2 separate regions of the Homo sapiens genome follow, and region 1 is linked to region 2. A link is a contact called in ENCODE Hi-C data. All regions are on one chromosome and are shown on one strand. The core of a region is the stretch at or near the end of the contact, and the rest is flanking DNA. Distances in the headings are between cores, read along the strand shown.

The links. A loop is a pair of places that touch in the nucleus more often than their neighbours do. Pooled maps may share reads with other maps.
Region 1: a map of CD4-positive, alpha-beta memory T cell shows a loop between it and region 2 (13-fold over the local background). The contact joins the promoter of WDR25 here to the enhancer-like site in region 2. A Hi-C loop is called at or near these places in 2 of 168 maps with a recorded cell type or tissue (CD4-positive, alpha-beta memory T cell and naive thymus-derived CD4-positive, alpha-beta T cell) and 4 of 50 pooled maps.

Annotation. Positions count from the first base shown.
Region 1 is chr14:100,374,802-100,378,704 of GRCh38, reverse strand. WDR25 (WD repeat domain 25) reads right to left here and starts at 2,220. Exons shown (of 7, transcript NM_001161476.3): 1 at 2,210-2,220. It overlaps WARS1 (tryptophanyl-tRNA synthetase 1), which reads left to right and starts at 3,358. Exons shown (of 11, transcript NM_004184.4): 1 at 3,358-3,422. RefSeq lists silencers at 2,087-2,136, 2,327-2,386 and enhancers at 2,897-3,256, 3,267-3,406.
Region 2 is chr14:99,728,042-99,734,422 of GRCh38, reverse strand. No RefSeq gene overlaps it. Among named protein-coding and RNA genes, the nearest start is that of CYP46A1, 47 kb to the right of the region's middle. RefSeq lists an enhancer at 2,002-2,861 and a silencer at 4,183-4,302. Within about 2 kb of position 4,287, at least 10 of the 41 ENCODE cell types and tissues checked have a DNase peak (open chromatin) inside an H3K27ac peak, as active enhancers do.

The sequences.
Region 1 (3,903 bases), core at 971-3,470, 650 kb before region 2:
TTACAGGCGTGAGCCACCGCGCCCGGCCTGCCTGGAACATTCTTCCCCCAGGTATCCCATCTCTGTAGCAGCCAGCTGGACAGACAGGCCCACAGCACAAGGCTAAGGTCCTGAGGTGTCCGTCTACCCAAGTGTGCAGGGAGCAATTCTGAGGGCATGATCCAAATCCACCCATTTCACTCCCAACACACAGATTCACACTGCAATGAATTTCTACTTGTTAAAAAAAATCTTTCTGGGCAGGGCATAGTGGCTCATGCCTGTAATCCCAGCACTTTGGGAGGCCGAGGTGGGCGGATCACCTGAGGTCGAGTTCGAGACCAGCCTGGCCAACATGGTGAAACCCTGTCTCTACTAAAATACAAAAATTAGCCGGGCGTGGTGGCACACGCCTGTAATCCCAGCTACTCGGGAGGCTGAGGCAGGAGAATCATTTAAACCCAGGAGGCAGAGGTTGCAGTGAGCCAAGATCGCGCCATTGCACCCCAGCCTGGGCGACAAGAGTGAAACTTCGTCTCAAAAAAAAAAAAAATCTTTCTGAAATTCTGAACCATCATACACAATACATGGTTATCAATTAGTTCCCAGAAAGAAGTGCTTTGGTAATTTTTTACTTCTGTGCTGTTAGCACCAAGCACAATCCAGAGAAAAAGAAGGGTGCTAGGCACTCCTAGGACAGCAGAGGGCGCGGTGGAACAGCACAGAACGCTCAGGCAATAGACCGACTTCCAAGAAAACCCAGTGCACCCAACCTTAATCAAACACGCCAAGCTCCGCCTCCATCCCCCAACAGGTGGAGTCAGGTCAGCATCAACAGATTCCCTCCAAGTCCTTTTCTAAGTCATTCCAGACAGCCTATTACCCATCTCTTCTTCTAGACAATGGGTTTCTATGTCCCCTGGAATCAACCACCCAACCTCTTCCACACCTTTCCCCCAAGTGGCATCATTCGCCTGAGGGTTCCACTGGTCTACAAGTCAGGTCATCATTCCATAAATGTCTGTAGTCAGCCTCCTCTAGTAATGCCGCCCCCGTTCGCAGCCCATTCCAGGCAGGTAACAACTTCCACACGCAAAGCCAGAGTTTAAATAAAACGACCGGGCGCGGTGGCTCACGCCTGTAATCCTAGCACTGTAGGAGGCCGAGAAGGGCGGATTACCTGAGGTCGGGGGTTCAAGACCAGCCTGGCCAACATGGTGAAACCCCGTCTCTACTAAAAATACAAAAAAAAAAAAAATTTAGCCGTGTGCAGTGGTGCGCGCCTGTAATCCCAGCTACTCTGGAGGCTGAGGCCGCAGAATTGCTTGAACCCGGGAGGCGGAGGTTGCGGTGAGTGGAGATCACGCCACTGCACTCCAGCCTGGGCTACAGAGCGAGACTTGGTCTCAAAAAACAACAACAACAACAACAACTTCTAAAGCCAGCCAGCCAGCTCATCTCCAATGGAACTAATATAATATGAAAGACTAATTATAAACTAATGGAACCGTGCACTGCAAATAATTTGGCATTTCTGTTCTCTAAATGCTAAGCCTGGTCCCGAGGCCACTCTCAACTCCTCTGCCCAGGCACCACCCACCATGCACCCAGATTCCCACCACCAGGGTGCCCGTGCTCCCTCTGGAAGGAGATGAGGGATTAAACGAAGAGGAACAGACAGTAAGATGGAAGGGAAGGCAGGGACACTGGAGAAGAGTCTAAGGAAGGAGCGAGTGACTCTGACAGTCACTATCAGCAAGTCAGCCCCATGAGGACAGGACTTTCTGTGTTTTGTTCACTATTCAATGCCCAGCGTCTAAAAATATTTCTGGAATGCAAACGGGTGGGAGGGGGAGATGCTAGGAAGTAAAAGAAATAGGATATTCCCATTCAACAAACATTTCCTGATTACGTACTCTTTGTCAAGCCCTATGCTGGGTCTGGTGTGGGTGGAAATCAAACACAAAACACAGATCCCCCCGGAGGCCCCAGAGCGATGAAAGCAACAAACAAGATACGACCAGAGATGGGTTTTGAAGGATGAATAGGAGTTAGCTGAGCTGTCAATAGTAAGAAGTAAGGTTGGTCCAAGGCACAGCGCTTTCTGAAGGAACAGGAAGTGAAAGGAAGGCGAGCGGCTATGAGAGACCGCGTTAAGCGGCACGGGGCGCTTTAGGCGCTGCCCAGTCCCGGCCCCTCCAGCCCGGGGCCCGCCGCTCACCACACGCACCGGAAGCGCTCGGTTCTCCCGGAGGCAGACCGGCCAGCACACTACCATCCAGTCACGTTCCGACGCGACGCCGCGGCCGCCAGCCAATCAGTGGCGGCCTCTGCCCCGCCCCCGCGCGAACAGCCAATGACGGCGCCGTCGGGCCGGAAGTTGTTCCGTCCGGACGGCGTTTCCACGGACGCCCAGGAGACAGCCGGTTGCTGAGCCGGGAGCGCTGACTGGCCCGGCTGGGCAGGGTAAGCGAGGGGAGTAAGGCCGGGGCGGAGTGAGGAAACAAGGGAGGGAGTGATGGAGGGACGCTGGCGCGGCGCCCAGTGGCCTGGCCCTCCCGGGAGTATCCTTAGAGCCCGGCTTGCTGCCCGCCGCGTTCTGGCACTGTGAGGCGCGGAGCCTGCCACCGACCCCTCGCCCCTTTCCTCTGAGCGCCGCCGACCCACCCCGTCTCCCTTTCCCACTGGCACCCTTCATCGTCTCCGCCTGTTCGCTTTTCCCGAGGAGAGAGGCCCCCATTTTTATTTAGCGCCTGCCATGTGCCAGAGGCTTTGCGTAGTGTTGCACTTAGTCCCCTCAACGGTAATGTTAGCAGGCTTCTCCATGCCCATTCCACAGATGAGGAAACCGAAGGGGAAGCAGAAAAGTAATGCGACCCTTGCCCAAGGTTTCGAATAAGTCCAAGCTGGGATTGAAACCCAGGCGTCTGTGACCCCAGAACTCCTGATCTTTCCACTGCACTGTGCCGCCTCGGTGAACAGATGCGGGGAATTTACAGTTTCTCTTTCCACCGCCCACGACTACACAAAATCAGTCACACTGACGCTGAGGGTGGGGAACGGGAAGAGGGTGGGGAGGTTATTTGGAGGCCAGCGGGGGGTGAGGGGTGGCTGATGCAATGACCAGCTAATGGCTCGATTCTCAAGAGGGTTTCATTGGTCTCAACCTGGCCCCCCAGGCAACCCACCCCTGATTGGACAGTCTCATCAAGAAGGTTGGTCAAGAGCTCAAGTGTTTCTGAGAATCTGGGTGATTTATAAGAAACCCTTAGCTGAATGCAGGGTGGGGAGAACGAAAGACAAAAGCATCTTTTTTCAGAAGGGAAACTGAAAGAAAGAGGGGAAGAGTATTAAAGACCATTTCTGGCTGGGCAGGGCACTCTCAGCAGCTCAACTGCCCAGCGTGACCAGTGGCCACCTCTGCAGTGTCTTCCACAACCTGGGTATGTATTGCCATCTTTGCCAGGCTTAGAGCTTGTTCGTGTTTTTAGCAAAGTGCTGAAAACCTTGGTTTAGGGGGTCAGGACTTGTGTCTTAGGATTAGGGTGTTATGCATTTTACTTCTTCCATTGACCCAAAGTTCAGGTGATTCACTGCTCCCATAGGGAACAGAGATCCTGGCTGAGCAGTCGCGGGCTTGGATCCGTAGCTTGCCTCTCAGCACCGTCATGCTGTCTGTCATAATTTTCACTGATGCACCCTCCTTCTGTGCTCAACATCAGAACGTATTGTCATTCTTATTGTGACACCCAAAAGTGTCTCGTGCCTGGCTTCATAGAAATTAATGTCTTTGCCTTTTAAGATAATGTTCATGCTGTTATTTGGCGGGGAAAGCAATCTTTCTTTTAGTGTTTAAAAAAAATGGAACATGATGGGTCCCAAAAGGTGTCAAGAAATCCTTGCTCTAAAGAAGTCATTTTCTTG
Region 2 (6,381 bases), core at 3,038-5,537:
GGGATGCATCTTGGTGCTGGACAAACTGGCACTGCAGAAAAGAGCCCCGCCACACCACCCGCCTCCCCGACAGAGGCCTCACCTTCACCCAAGTGGGCTGCGGGACCAGGGCTGGGAGGAGCCTGGTGTCAGGTGAACCCAGGTCAAATCCCAGCTCCAGCAGCCCTCCTGGGTGACGGGCACAAGCCTGGCCCCAGCCTCGGTTTCTTGCCTAGAAGGGGTGATGCCCACTGGGGCTGTGGTGAAGATTAAACCAGGGCAAGATGCCACGGAGGGGCATTCCAGCTCCCCACCCTGCGGCCATCTGTCTGGCTGCCCCTGTGTCTCACCCAAGCAGACCGCCCAGTGTCCACTGGCTGGAGCTGGTTCCCTGTGGCCGGCCACTTCCCCTTCCTGTGTCTGGCTCCAAGTCCCTTCCTGTTTTCTTTATCATGGGAACGTGTGTTGGGGATAAACAACTAGAGTCCCCTGCTCCTGAGGCCACTGCACATGTGCAAGAATGTGTGTAAGTGGATGTGTGTGTGATGCCTGTGTGTCCACTGGGACACGTACACAGGTGCAGTGGGCACGTGTGGGAGAGTGTGTGCATGCAAGGATGTGTAAGTGAACGTGTGTGATGATGCACGTGTGTGCACGGGTGCATGGCAGCGGGCACATGTGTGGGGGAGTGCGTGTGCATGTGAGAATGTGTGGGTGTGTGTGCCCATGGGAGCTTGTGATGTCCACGTGCGGGAGTGTGTCTGCGTGTCGGGTGTGTGTGTGCATGATGCGCCTCCTGCAGCTCACCCTGAAGCTGCAACAGTTTGTGTGCCCGCTGGCCCCCGAGGGCTCACCTATGTGTGATTTGGCTGGTCTCAATAGCTACTCCACGGTCACCATGATGGGGCAGGTGCTGCAGGGGCCTGAACAAGCTCTGGGGGCAGCCTCTCAGGGCCCACAGGCTTGTGGGTGGAGGGCGCTGGTGAAGGAACTGAGGTCAGGAAGGAAGGGCAGGTGGTCAGCGAGGACCTCTGAGAGTCATCCACACAGAGACCTGGGAAGTGAGGAATGGGGATGGGGATGGATAGGATAAGATGGGCCTAGCGGTGGGAAAGAGCTCGGGCACCCAGGAATGGTTCGAGATGGCCAGACAGTGGTGTGAAATCTGGTCGGGCAGGAGTTGGGGTCATTGGAAGGGCATGGGGCAAAGGGAGGGGCACACATATACTGATGCCTGTGGGGCCCAGCCCAGAGCCAGTGCCCTTCCTGGGTTCCCTGAGACACCACAGCATCATGCCACTTCCCAGGGGAGGCTCTGCAGTGACTGCTCACCCACGGTGTGCCCAGGCCCCTCCCCGGCTGCCACCGCCTGGAGGAAGGCCAGTCCCTGGGTTCCCACACTGTTTGGCCAGCCAGCACCAGCACTGGCGGGAAAGTGTCCCTGGAGGGACAGAGGAGGGTCAGTGATCAAAGGTGGAGGGGCAGCCAAGTGTGGCGGGGGTCAGGGAAGAGGCCCCGCTTCCCACCCGTACCTCCCCCACCGCTGACACCTGCTGCCCCGCACTCACCCGGCCCTGGCTGGGCCTCAGGAGTGCAGCCTCTCCCTGCTGGAGACCCCTCAGACTTGGGTTCCCCCTGTACACAGAGCCAGGACAGGTGAGGAGCAGGGAGCCTCACGTGGGGCCTTGGTGGCCACGACTTGAAGGACAATGGATGTCCACACTGGATGGCCCCAAGCTCCTGGCTGTGTGGCCTTGGGCAGGTTAGCCCATCTCGCTGGACGTGGGGTGAGGACAGAACGCATGCCACACGGCAGGGGCCCAGCCCACGGCGACGCGTCTGATGTTTGTCCACTGCCTTGGGTTCAAAGAGACACCTCCTTGTAGTCCAGGTCAGGCCTGACACACCAGCTCCACACAGAGCATGAGACACACACGGATGTGGAGACTCATCCGCACAGCCTCACACACTGGGGGCCAGACAGATACCCGGAGACAAGGGAACAGGAACACGAAGAGGTACGGAGAGACACGCAGAGACACACATCTGCACGTGGGGCTCACATGCACGCACACACGTGCACCTGCTCCAGCAAAGCTCTGCGAGCTGGTTCCAAACACCCAGGGCCCCCTGTCCAGCCCAGGCACCCCTGACTGACCGCTGCCTGGGTGGCCTTGGGCAACCCTCCCAGCGTCCAGGCTCCCAGCCAGGAAAGAAGCCCGCGAGGCGCATGCAGCTGCACCGGGTGTTCCTGGGCTGAGGGTGTGGGCAGCTCCTGGCTTCCTTGGGCTATCCCCTCACCTCTGGGGTGGCGGCCAAGGAGCCACTGTCATTTGGGAGGGGGCAGGGAGGTGATGGGGAGGCCTCCCAGGTTCAGGCTCCTGGGCTCAACAGCAGGGGCAAGGGCCCCAGGGACAGCCCACCGCACCCTCTGCCCTCTGGCCCTGAGATGGGGCAGGCCGCCACCTCTCGGAGCCTCGTCTGTAGCACAGGGGCCTGGAGGTACAGGAAAGCTGGCTCAGGGTTGGCCGTACAGCGCGCCCAACAGTTGACGCTCATGGCCAGCACAGTGTGACTCGAATCATCGGGGATCCTCACCCAGTGTCTGCCACTGGCCGATGGGCTCTTGCCCTGGGCCCAGGGTGCTCCTGTGCGGGCTGCTGCTCATGCCGGTCTCTGCCTGGCCTCGCCCTGGGCCCATGGAGCCCCATCCAGGGCAGGCTCCAAACGGGATGCAGCTAGCAGGTGTCCTGCACAGGGACCTGCAGCCTTACCCTTGGCACCCAGAATTAGCAGGCTGCCTCCCGCAGGGTGGGGGGGACCCCTCTGCCTGGCCACCCGGGGTCTGGTCCCCGCAGGGGCTGCCCAAGAAGTGAGCACCAGGTAGGTGACTATGGTTTTCTCTGGTGAGAAGGATTTACTGGGGAGAGGCTGCGTTCCAGAAGAAATGAGTGTTTTTAAAGCTCCAAGCCAAGGCAGGGCCTTGACTCTGTCCCTCCCCACCCCTGGCCCTGGATTCAGAGAAATGACCCTCCCTCCCACTGTGAGTCCCCTTCCGTCTGCCAGAAATACCCCCAGTGACTGCCGGGGAGGGTGCGGGTGGGGGTGGGGGTTATTTTTGGACATCCAGAGATGCCTGAGGCTGGAGCCCGGGGTGAGGCTGGAGCCCGGGGTGAGGTCCGGAGCCCAGGGTGAGGTCTGGGCAGATGTGAATTTAGTCACTCCAACTGACTGGACCAGCATAAGGCGCTCGGTGCCCGCTCAGCCAGGACTGCCAGGAGGGGCCGGCTCAGGCTTCTGCCAAGTCCCATCCAGAACCTTCCCAGGTGGGCAGCTAATTGCTGGGACACAGGGCATGGTCCTCTGTCTACCCACATTGGCTGTCACTGAAGCCCAGCAGAGCCACCGCCTCCAGCCCCAGCACCCAGAGCACAGAGGAAGAAAACCTCCCACCTGGCCATAGCTGGGCCAAGGCTCTCACCCCACACCCGGCAGCCCAAGGTTCCTGAAGCCACCCCCAACCCAGCCTAGGCTCCTAGGCACCCTAGAGGGCTGGGCCAGCTCAGGGTCTCCAGCCGCAGGTCGCTAGGGCAGAGGGCAGGGAGGTTTCCAAAGGTTTTCAGAGTTCAGCAGCTCAGCCCTGGGTAAGCTAGTGCCTGGGGAAGGCGGGCCCCCAGGAATGTGCAGGCTGGAAGCCTCCTGCCGGGACGCGAGCGTAGATCAAACACGTCCAGGTTTACAGAGAAGGGGACAGGCTCAGAAAAGGCTGCCACTGGCCGAGGTCACAAGAGAGGGAGTGGCAGGGCAGGGCGGGGCCCGCAGTCTCTGGAGCCGCTTAGTGAGGGCATCCCCCGGGCCTCCCCGGTGGCAGCAGCAGCCTGCACCCCGCCCGAGCCCCCCGACCCCACGCACTTCCCGCCAGAGCTGCGCGTTCCCGCCCGGCGCGCCTCCCGGCCGGCCTGCCAGCGCCCCAGACCCAGGCCCGGCTCCCGGCGAGGCCTGCGGACCCACCCGCCAAGCGACCGCTACACCCGCCCGGGGGGCCGTGCCTGCGCCCCCAGCAGCTGCCAGACCTCACCGCGCCTCGGGAGCCCCATCTGTGAAATGGGGGTGGCTATCCCACCCCTACGCCGTGGCCAGAGCTTGCCACTGCCGACCCCCGGCCTCCCCGCTGACCCCGCTTCCGGGAGCGGGGCTGGCGTCCCCTCGGCCCACCCACTCCGCGCCTCGGGACCCTCCGCGCCTGGGGCCGGCGCCGCCCGCTCGGCCTGGGCGGGAGGGCGAGCCCGAGCTCTGCGCCAGCGCGCCACCGTGCGGGTCTTCCGGGGACTGCGCCGCCTTGCCTGCAGAAAAGCCCTCCCTTCCCTGCAGGTGACAATGACCAGACTCACAGTGCCAGAGCCCGACCCTCGTGTGGACACTAATTCCCCTCCAACCCTAGGAAGTGGGTCCTATTATTTGTCCTCCCTTACAGATGGGGAAACTGAGGCCCAGGCAGGTGGGGGCAGGATTTGACCCCAGGTAGCCTTGCTGCACAGCCTTGGGTTTAATCCTATCCATCTTGCCTGGGTCCCGGGGGTCAGCTTCACCTGGACTGGCGGCACCGGCCCATGCACATTGGGATCTACTGGGAGACTTAAAAAGAAAACAGTTGGGCCAGGCGCGGTGGCTCACGCCTGTAATCCCAACACTTTGGGAGGCCTAGGAGGGTGGATCATCTGAGGTCAGGAGTTCGAGACCAGCCTGGCCAACATGGTAAAACCCCGTCTCTACTAAAAAAATATATTAAATACAAAAATTAGCTGGGCGTCATGGCACATGCCTGTAATCCCAGCTACTCCAGAGGCTGAGGAACCCAGGAGGCGGAGGTTGCAGTGAGCAGAGATTGTGCCACTGCACTCCAGCCTGGGCAACAAGAGTAAAACTACATCTCAAAAAAGAAAAAAGAAAAAGAAGAGTTTCTGGGCCCCACCCCAGAGGCTGATTCACCTGGCCCAGGTGGCTTCCCCATGCAGCATGGACTGAGAGCCACCTGCCCCTCACAGAAAGCCCAGTCTATGGAAGAGGAAGTGGCTCAGAAAGGAAGGGCAGGATGGCCCCACCGGCAGTGACAGTGGGGCTGGGGGGTTCTGGCTCTGCACTTCCCAGCCATCTGGGATTCCTGGGGCGTGCAGAAGACAAGCCCAGGCCTGCAGGGATAGGGCATGCTGAGCCTGTGGAAGGCCACTGGATGCAAAGGGCCATGGGTTCAAGTGCTGACTCCACTATGGCCCAGCTGTGGCTCTGGCCTGGACTTCCCCATCTGTGAAATGGGGCATAGTTGGCTCCTGTTTCCTGGCAGGATTTGAAGAAATCATGGTGTGAAGGCTCAGGCTCAGCAACAGACAGATATTTGCCAAATCAGGGGATGGTCAAGCCGGGAACTTGAAGTCTCTGGAGGGAGCCGATCCCTCCAGGCCCCTCCAGACAATGCTGGGTTGCATTGCTGCAGTACTGAGGCTTGGTGGCCTGTGGCCCTTTTAGATGGACTGTGAAGGAGGTGCTGTACTGTGGGGACTAGGCCCAGCCACAGCAGGAGGCAGAGGGCATGGACTGTGGGAAGCGTGGGCAGGTGTGTGGGTACTGGTGAACCTCAGAGACTCAGAGAAGGGCTGCAGAGGGCGGAGTGGGGGGCACAGCAGAGCAGGTCGGGGAACAGTGCCCAGCTGGGGGCTTGGGAACAGGACGCTGGGAGACAGCAGCATTTGGGGTGGCTGTGGGAAGGGGCTGCTTCTGGCCAGGGATGAGTTTGACCAGGTGGCTGGAGGCTGAGCCCGGGCATACCATTCTCAAAGTGAGTGGTGAGTTTGGGGGCCCCTCAGACAGCGAGCTGGAAATGGAGAGGGTGGAGGGTGCAGCTTGATGATGGGCTGGCCAGGTGCCCACGTGGTCAGGCGAGGTGCTAGGGGAGCAGGAGGACCCTCGCTCTGCAAGAACGCTGCAGTTCTCGAGGCATCCCGGGGCCCGACCCTCTGCCCAGAGGCCGGGGTGTGCATTCTCAGGGCCCACCTGGGCTGGGGAGAGGGGCAGGCTGGGAACCCAGACACTTGTCTCCTCCATTCTCAGAGCCACACCAGGCCCCACCTGTACTGAGCATGTCACTCCCGCCCCTGAGTCTCAGTTTCCTTATCTGCTTGATGGGACCATCCCTTGGAGCTATCATTCAAGACTGCGGCAAGGACCGAAGGAGGCCAACAATGCACATCACGGGCCGGCACACATCTGTGCCTTCCCTGTTTGGGGAGGGGGTCTTCCCAGGGGGCACATGGCCCAGGCAGGGGAGAGGGCAGCTTTTTCTTTTTTTTTTTTTAGACGGAGTCTCACTGTCGCCCAGGCTGGAGTGCAGTGGTGCGATCTGGGCTC